Regions from separate parts of the Homo sapiens genome. Here region 2 is linked to region 1. The links are chromatin contacts, found by Hi-C in ENCODE. All regions are on one chromosome and are shown on one strand. The core of a region is the stretch at or near the end of the contact, and the rest is flanking DNA. Distances in the headings are between cores, read along the strand shown. Region 1 holds the start of SLC35E1 (solute carrier family 35 member E1). Region 2 holds the start of BABAM1 (BRISC and BRCA1 A complex member 1).

Region 1 (4,835 bases), core at 1,344-3,843:
CAACAGAGGGAGACTCCGTCTCAGAAAAACAAACACTCTTAAGGAGAGATAGGAGAGGTGGAGATTTTAGGAGGGAGTGGTCATGCCACAAGGAGGGCAGACCGAGGGCTGTGGACCTGAATTCCAGCTTCCCGAATATCAGGCTGTGGCCCTCAGGCACATGATTCTCCCCTCTCAGTCCATCTCAGGAAAACCTGAGATCAGGAATGATGACTACTGGCCTTATCTGCCTTGCAGGGCAGGTTCCTAGAAGTTATGATGTCATTATAATTAGTCTGGCTGCCTAACCGGGCCAATTCCCAGTCTTTCCTCACTGTGTGAAGTTCCGGCTCCTTGCCCAAGCTGGGTACAATGTCCCGTACAACGGGGAAACCTGATACACACGATGATATCCGGTGATGCAGCTACACACCTCAGGGACAACTCTGACTTCTCAGGAGCCAAGTCACAGCCTGACATCACCCTGGGGGAGCAGGGCTACAGAGCACACACAGGTCTTGCTGAGACAAAGACAGGCAGGAATAAAAAAAAATCAGCCATAGGTGGCCCAATTTCTATAAGCCGATCCAGGGCACTACCTCTCTGAGTTACATAAAATACAACATGCCAGAAACCAACCACTTGGAAAAGAGGCACGGTGTCCAGCATCAGCATGAAATGGATTCCGGCTGAGACAACAAGCGCCCAACTTCCACTTAAGAATACGGGATAAAGCTGTCTCCGGCTAAAGCCATGGCTATTCTTGCCCCAAGCCAGGAAATACCCTGGCTTGGCATCTTGAACAGAATTTGGACTGTGCCCAAAGCATCCTCCTTATGCAGCCCTGAGTCCTGTGTGCCACTTTCGCTTCCGTTCCCAGACCATCACAACTTCTGGCTGTTTTAATTTCTAAGACTTTGCTGGATTTTGCCAAGATCGAACTCCTTGGATCGCGTCTGGCTTCTGATCCCAGAGGTCCCCTGACAGAAATCTCTTGTCAAGAAGTGAAAACCTAGCCAAGTGCAGTGGCTGACGCCTGTAATACCAGCACTTTGGGAGGCTGAGGCGGACGGATCACTTGAGGTCAGGAGTTTGAGACCAGCCTGGCAACATGGTGAAACCCTGTCTCTATTAAAAATACAAAAAAATTAGCCAGGTGTGGTAGTGCACGTCTGTAGTCCCAACTACTTGAGAGGCTGAGGCAGGAGAACTGCTTGAACCTGGGAGGCGGAGGTTGCAGTGAGCTGAGATTGTGTCACTGGACTTCAGGCTGGGCAAGAGTAAAACTCCGTCTCAAAAAAAAAAAAAAAAAAGTGAACACCTAACCGACAGCGTTCTGATCCATCCATCCCTAGTCCCACTGGAAAGGCCACACATGGGGTGTATGGCCAAGATGTGACCAACCCATCACCTACCAGCAAACCCAGGTAGGGAATCAAAACGGGGAGGAAAATTGGATCTGAAAGGGACAACAGTGTTCCTAAGACCACACAGCAGAGATCACAGAGGGACACATACTCCACACACCACTGCTCACAGGGTGATTCTAGAACTTGAGTAGTAAAAGGCCACTGGAGACCTCTACACTGACTTCCCTATTTGACGGGAAGCCAGGCAGCCTGCAGACCAGGATCCTGACCACGTCACCAGTTGGCAACAGGGAGGAACCCCCTGGAGCTCCCATCTGCCCAGAGTCCCTGCCCGGGGTTACCTTGGTGCTCTGCTTCTCCTTCATAATGATCCGGGACAGGAGGACCACCCAGATGGGCATGGTGGCCTTGACTGCAAAGAGAGGGATGGGCACTCAGGGGGCTGCCTGAATTTCAGGGCCCAACCTGTTCCACCTCCACGGCGGGATGGGAGGGCCTGGCAGCCCCTCACACCTCTTCGCCCCTTCTCTTTCGGTAGGGCTTCCTCCTGCCACGGCTGTTGTGGTCTGTCCTGCTTACCTCTCAGCTCTCTTCTCAGCTCCTCTTCTCCCTGAGAACCCCGTGCGTGTCCCTCCCCTACCAAACCCTTGGCAGCCCCTCTGCTGACTTCTCAGTCCGGCGGGACGCGCCCCGGGCGGCGCACTCCTATCCATGCGCCCAAACCCGAAGCGGCGGGCCCGGCCGCCGCCCCCGAGGCCGGGCGCGGAACCTACCGGTGTGTGCATAGGACACGGGCACCTTCCAGATGCTGACGTGCGCTGACACGGACGCGAAGTACTTGCCGAAGGCGAGCGGTAGCACGTAGCGCGGGTAGAAGCGCGGCGGCAGCAGCGGGCCGGACGACGGATGCGGACTGGGTCCGGGGCCCGAGACGGGCGGCGCGGGGGGCACGCGCCAGGCGCGCAGCAGCGGCGGGAGCCCAGCGCACAGAGCCAGGATGTGGCACAGCGACACGGTCACCGGGAACGGGAAGGCGCTCAGGATCACCTTGTTGACCACGTTGCCGCCCGCGCTCAGCGCGTACCACAGCAGGCACAGCGCCGCCACCCGCGCGCCCTCGCGCGCCCCACCACTGCTGCTCGCTGCGCCCGGGCCCCCCGCGCCGTGGCCCGCGCCCACCGCGGCCGCCGCCATCCTGCCCGAGCGGCCGCCCCTTCCAGCCCGTCCGACGGCCCGACGCCGGGCGGGGGCGGGGCTGGGCGGGGGGGCAGGCGCCCCGGTCTACGCCGTTTCCCATTGGTCGCTGCCTCCTCGCGTCATCCCTCCGCGCCGGCCGACGCGCCAGCCACCACGTCTCGAGTGCAGGCCCAGTCCACTGTAGATGCGCTTCCGGCGGAGCCGAGGCCGGAAGCGGAAGAAGGGGACACAGACCTGCGTCCAAGCTGTGCCACCTGAGACGTGGGCGGTCCCAGTGACCGGGAGCCGGAGCTCGAACGGGACGGGCGAACAGAAGCGCGGAGGGCTTCGCAGCGTCGGCGTCTGTGCGTGGGCCAAACATCAGGGCCTCGACCAGGGATACAAGGGCAACCGCTAACTAGATTCCTGATTCCTGATGGCTGGCGGCGGCTGACACCAAAGGTAAAAGGCCTTTTAGGGAAAGAAACCATTTGTGAAAAGCTCTTGGGCTAAACTCGCTCTGCAAACTGGGGGCGCACGCTCGTGGCCAAACTCTGGCAGTGGGACTATCCCGGAGCACCCGATCCCTGGAATCATGTTCTGGAAACCACCGCGACGTGCGCAGTTCTCGGGCGTGGCCCTGGTATCATCCCACTGAATCCTAGGAACGCGGTGCGGTAGGTATCACTGTCCGCATTTCACAGACCGAAGTCCAGAATGGGGAAGCGACTTGTCTTAGGCTTCCTGGCCACACTGGGGACCGTGGTCATGGTAGCGTCCTTGGACACCTGTCTCCAAGGCTCTGCAGAAGGGGGAGGTGCCGGGCCCTGACGGCTGATGTCCAAGGACCAGCCGGGATGGACCAGCCCCAGGAGGCCCCAGTGGAGGAAAACAGGACGAGGTTTTCAGTAAGATGATCTTATACTAATTCAAGGGCTATAATTTGTTCTCCACATCGTGTGCCTCCAACTTTTTCGGGGAAAGGGTGTTAAAATTCCGTTACAGTGTTTTTACTTGTCAAATTAGAAGCAGCAACCGGCTGGGTGCAGTGAGTCAAGCTTGGAATCCCAGCACTTTGGGAGGCCAAGGTGGGCGGATTGCTTGAGCTCAGGAGTTGGAGATCGTGGCATCGATAACATGGCAGAACCTCATCTTTGCAAAAAATACAAAAATTAGCCAGGCGTGGTGGCGCACGCCTGTGGTACCCACTACTAGGGAGACTGAGGTGGGTGGATCGGCTTGAGCCCAGGTCAAGGTTCCAGTGAGCTATGATGGCGCCACTGCACTGCAGCCTGGGTGACAGAGCGAGACCCAGTCTCAAAGAAAAGTAGAAAGCAGCAACCCAACTTGGCTCCCCAAATGTTGGAAGGTATCTTAGCTTATCCTTGCATTCTCAAAGGCCCTAGGCCCTTCTGGATACATGGACACAGGCATGGTAGTCCCTGCAGGCAGGGGTAGTGGGGAGCTGCAACCTATCCCAAAACTCTAGAGATGCTGATAGGAGGCCAAGCTCTGCACCCTAATATCCTCCAGCTGTACCCTCTGTGGATCAGAGTAAAGTCACATCCTTGGGACACCATGTCTCAGCAGAGCTGTTAAACATAGGCACAGTGAAATTAGGAAAGTATAACTATAGGCACCCTACAGCACAGCTGAGTGTCAGATACTTCCACTGACACACTGACATGCTTTGTGTTTTAGTTCTCACAACTCTGGGGTATTCTCACCCCCCAAATGGGGACATGTGCACAGGAGTGAAGAGATGAGCTCAGAGCCACACAGCTGGTGGGTGGTAGGCCTGGGTTCAACCTCATCCTGCCTTCAAAGCCACTTTGCCCATGGCCTTTTGTTGGGGAGGGGAGTGTGTTCTGCACCAAGCTTTTGCCAGGAATCCCTGCTAGCTCTCAAACTGGCTCTGGACTGACTGTAGTCTTACAGGCTGGAAGGAACCTTTGGTTTGCCCTGTGAGACTGCATGTCTTAAGGTGTAGCTGTTTCTTCATTTGTGAAATTAAGCAGATATGGGTAAGATGACCTATTCCAAAGTGAAAAACTGGAAAACCAAAGTCTTAGCCTACAGTTTCAGGGACGAGGGGGAACTAAAAGATGAGCACTTTATAGTCAAGGGAGAAAAATTTTTTTGGAGTCAGCACCAACCAGCTAATAAGGCAGCTGGGGGCCAGGGCCATGGGGTGGCCTTTCAGACACACACACACAGCTCTGAGCCTCTGGGCCATACCTTGTAAGAACTAGGTATTTTGTTGAGGTGGGGGTAGTCACTGAGACCTGTGCTATGGGAGCCTCCTACAGA
Region 2 (4,483 bases), core at 1,984-4,483, 700 kb after region 1:
AGGATCTGGGTGTGGAGGGGAGAGGGTGACACTTACGGGTGGAGCATGCCTCCCTCGCCGGCTTCGGGGCCGCGTGGCCCGGGCACTCATTGCTGTCCAGAAGCCAGTGCCCTCTGAATGCTTCTCCTTCGTCAACCCCTAAAACCACAGCCTGCCATGAGCTCTTGCCTTTGTTGTCCTGGACAAAGGACAACCTCAATTTCCTCTGCTGTGAAATGGGGCACTGACTACCCCTCAGGAAGGGATTTTGTTATCAATGTTGATTGGGCAGATTTGAATGCCTCCCTGGACAGGGAGCTCACTACCTAAGAAGGTTGTCCTGATCTCCCCCTTCTTCTCTGCCTTCTTTACCTTCACTACGTCTTTGTCCACTTTCCTCCTCTATTTGAGCCTGGGAATGCGATCTCAAGAATTCCCTCTCCTCCCCGGCCCTCCTAAATGAGAGGTTCAGCTCTCTCTACCTCTCTGATCCTCTGGGGGTAACTTGATCAGAGGCCTGAGTCCCGGGACACTCTGTTGGGGTCACTCTGACCACTGCCTGTTCAGGCCTGGGCTGGCCAAGCCTGGCCTGGGAGGGGCTGGGAAACAGGAAACCCCCTCCCCTGGTCACGTGACTTGTTATTGTGTTGTTTCCTTCTCGGGGACAGCGGCTTCCTGCAGCCCTAGCGGGGCACACATACCTGACTCCCAAGGTTTCAGCCCCTCCTCTTCTCAGCCTCCAAACTCATGGCCCTTCTAGCTCTGACTCTTGGATTTTATTTCTCAAGAGCTAGAATGGGCCGAGCACCATGGCTCACACCTGTAATCCCAGCACTCTGGGAAGCTGAGGAAGACAGATCGCTTGAGTCCAAGAGTTTAAGACAAGCCTGGGCAACATGGCGAGACCCCCGTCTTTACAAAAAATATAAAAATTAGCCAGGAGTAGTGGCGTACGCTTGTAGTCCCAGCTACTCAGGAGGCTGAGGTGGGAGGATTGCTTAACACCTGGAAGTTGAGGCTGCAGTGAGCCGTGGTCACGTCACTGCACTCCATTCTGGGTAATAAGGCAAGACCCTGTCTCAAAAAGAAAGAAAAAAAAAGAGCTAGAATGTTCCCGTGAGCTGATGGTTTTTATTTGGCTCCCCTGTGAACTTTTCTTCTCTGCCTGTCTCTTCATTGTGGGCTGACAGTTCTCTTTTTTTTGAGATGGAGTCTTGCTCTGTCGCCTAGGCTAGAGTGCAGTGGCGCAACCTTGGCTCATTGCAACCTCCACCTCCTGGGTTCAAGAAATTCTCCTGCCTCAGCCTCCCGAGTAGCTGGGATTACAAGTGCCCACCACAATGCCCAGCTAATTTTTGTATTTTTAGTAGAGACAGGGTTTCACCATGCTGACCAGGCTGGTCTCGAACTCCTGACCTCAAGTGATCTGCCAGCCTCGGCCTCCCAAAGTGCTGGGATTACAGGCGTGAGCCACCGCACCCGGCTAGGGATGGGTTTTTCCCATGTTGGCGAGGCTGGTCTTAAACTCCTGACCTCAGGTGATCCACTCACCTCAGCCTCCCAAAGTGTTGGGATTACAGGCATGAGCCACCGACCCCACCAGCCCCAGAAACATTTAAGAGCCACTTGAAGCCTCAGTTTATTTATTTATTTTATTTTATTAGATGGAATCTTGTTCTGCCACGCAGGCTGGAGTGCAGTGGTGCGATCTCGGCTCACTGCAACCTCCACCTCCTGGGTTCAAGCAATTCTTCTGCCTCAGCCTTCTGAGTAGCTGTGATTATAGGTGCGCGCCACCACACCCAGCTAATTTTTTGTATTTTTAGTAGAGACGGGGTTTCACCATATTGGCCAGGCTGATCTCTAACTCCTGACCTCGTGATCCACCCACCTCAGCCTCCCAAAATGCTGGGATTATAGGTGTGAGCCACTGCCCCCAACTCCTCAGTTGTTTTTTTTTTTTTGAGGGTCAAAGAAGCCGGCCACATTGGCCAGGCTCTAATTCGAGAATAGCCGGAGGGGCTGTGTAAGGTGAGCTTTGAAGCATAAAGAACTTGCCAGAAAAGCAACAGGAGGAACAGCATTCCAGGCAGAAGGAACTTCCTGGGCAAAGGCTTAGAGCCTTCAAAGAGCCGCTCTAGGTGACACAGCGAGACTCCATCTCAAAAAAACAAAAACAAAAACGAAAAAAAAAAACACAACAAAAACCCAGCTCTACTAAAAATACTATATATATCTCAGCCGGGCCTGGTGGTGCATGCCTGTAATCCCAGCTACTTGGGAGGCTGAGGCAGGAGAATTGCTCGATCCCTGGAGGTGGAGGTTGCAGTGAGCCGAGATTGAGCCACTGCACTCCAGCCTGGGCGACAGAGCAAGACTCTTGTCTCAAAAAAATAAAAATAAATAAATAAATACTTCTGGGGCTAAGGGGGAAGTGTGCACTAAGAAGACAACGGCAGCCTGGGCGACAGAGTGAGACTCCATCTAAAAAATAAAAATAAAAAAAAAAGGAAGGAAGCCTAGGGTAGTCTGATGCGGTGGTCCTCGCCTGTAGTCCCAGCTACTTGAGCGATCGCTTGGCTGTAGTGACTAGCCATGATCGCGTGACTGCAGTCTAGTTTGGGCGACAGAGCGATACCCTGTCTCTAAAAATAAGAAAAAAAAAAGCCATGAAAAAAGAGGTAGGCTTGAAATAGGCCCGACTTAGCTTCGCTCCACCTACAGTGACCCAATAAGACCAGAGTAAGTATTTTTTGATTCATGCAAATATATGTAAAATAAGGAACAAGAATTAAGTAATTGGGAAGGGCCCTGGATGCTCAGGCCACACCCACATGGGAATACCTGCCCCACATGGAGGCTCAGGCCAGCTCCACCAATCACCAATCAGCTCCTCCTCTTTCCCTAAATCGGCCTTCTCCGTCCCTCTTAGCCTATCACATTGCAAGCTCCACCTCTATTCCACGTTTCAGCCTATCACGGTAGAAGCACTGACTATTGTAGTCTGATTCGGCCAAAAACAAAAATTCACTAATTTTTTTAATCCAATCACATTTCATACTTTGCTCCAGTGTAGCCAATCACATTCCAGGTCCCGCCGCACCCAGCTCCAGGCAGCTCTCACTCCAAACCCCACCCCCAACCCAGTTTCAGCCTATCAGTTTCCAAGTTCTTTCTAGCCTCAACCAGTTTCTGTCTCTGCTTGTTCTGCAGCCCGCTGAACTACATTTCCCAGGAGGCGTCGGGGCTGCGCCGTACAACTTCCGGCTGTAAAGATGGCGGCTTCCTAGTGAGTCGGCGGCTGATTTAGAAGGAGGTTCAGGCTACGGTGAGCCGAAGGTGGGTGGTGAAAGCGTGTGGGGCCCGTTCCTAGGGGCCCAGCTCCCTTTGCCCCAAGAGATCCAGCTCCTCGCCTTTCCTGGGGCTTCCGCCTTTATTTCTGGTTTCTCCTGCAGTGTAGCCTCCATCCTTCTTGCTGCCGCTAAAGCCTTGTTTTTCTTAGAGGTGTGGGGACTGCAAGGCGCTCAAAGACCATCTTGGGAAGCCCGTGCCTATTTCCCAGATAGACAAACTGCTCCATTCGCGTCCTGTTTCTCTCCAAGGGGAACCACAGTACTAATATTTTGCTTCTCCCTCATGCAGACACCCGCTAGGGACGAGGGTGTCCTAGAGGTTATTATTCCCTTATTCACCAAGACATTTTCAGTTTTAGGTAACAGAAAACCCTACTCAATCTGGCTTAAGGAAGAAAAGGAAGTTGGTGGCTTATAGATTGGGTCTAACAGGAGCTGGGTCCAGGTGGTCAGAATTCGATCTGCAGTTTTCTCGGTGGAGACCATTTCGCTTTTTACCGAGGCAAAAGGGGCCCCTCACAGCTCTCAACTTTATTCTACCAGCTCTGCAACTCTAATGAGAGTCTCTTTTCCTTGATGACACTGCTAGAAGTTGCAGAGCTGCCACTCAATGGCCTGATTTGGGTCATGTGCCCATCCCTGAGCCATTTTCAGTGGCCAGAGAGCTGGGATGTGCTCACTGGCCGAGTAGGGGCATGGGGCTAGCACTACGTTAAAAAAAAAAAGAGGAAAAAAGAGGGGGGACTGTTATCTTATGTCGGAGTGGCTGCTCGGCTGAGAGGTGTAAAAGGCAGCCATTCTGCAGCTGAGGAAAGTGACTCCCTAAGAGGAGTGACTCATCATCAGTAAGCGGCTCATCGCCCCTCTTCCTTCTTAGTAACCAATCTTTTTTTTTTTTTTTTTTTTGAGACGGAGTTTCGCTCTTTTTGCCCAGGATGGAGTGCAGTGGCGGGATCTCGGCTCACCGCAGCCTCCCCTCCCGGGTTCAAGCGATTCTCCTGCCTCAGCCTCCCGAGTAGCTGGGATTATCCGCATGCGCCACCACGCCCGGCTAATTTTGTATTTTTAGTTGAGACGGGGTTTCTCCATGTTGGTCAGGCTGGTCTCGAACTTCCAACCTCAGGTGATCCACCTGCCTCGGCCTCCCAAAG

What was found. A loop is a pair of places that touch in the nucleus more often than their neighbours do. Pooled maps may share reads with other maps.
Region 2: a pooled map shows a loop between it and region 1 (11-fold over the local background). The contact joins the promoter of BABAM1 here to the promoter of SLC35E1 in region 1. A Hi-C loop is called at or near these places in 2 of 37 single-sample maps with no recorded cell type and 11 of 50 pooled maps.

What each region holds. Positions count from the first base shown.
Region 1 is chr19:16,569,822-16,574,656 of GRCh38, forward strand. It overlaps SLC35E1 (solute carrier family 35 member E1), which reads right to left and starts at 2,594. Exons shown (of 6, transcript NM_024881.5): 1 at 2,123-2,594; 2 at 1,691-1,761. The coding sequence starts at 2,543. It overlaps LOC105372295 (a long non-coding RNA gene), which reads left to right and starts at 2,729. Exons shown (of 3, transcript XR_936360.3): 1 at 2,729-2,987. RefSeq lists enhancers at 1-219, 2,629-3,503, 2,811-2,900 and silencers at 1,961-2,090, 2,251-2,360, 2,491-2,710.
Region 2 is chr19:17,264,210-17,268,692 of GRCh38, forward strand. It overlaps BABAM1 (BRISC and BRCA1 A complex member 1), which reads left to right and starts at 3,234. Exons shown (of 9, transcript NM_014173.4): 1 at 3,234-3,318. It overlaps USHBP1 (USH1 protein network component harmonin binding protein 1), which reads right to left and starts at 536. Exons shown (of 13, transcript NM_031941.4): 1 at 462-536; 2 at 37-138. The coding sequence starts at 90. RefSeq lists enhancers at 2,284-2,743, 3,004-3,503, 3,011-3,722.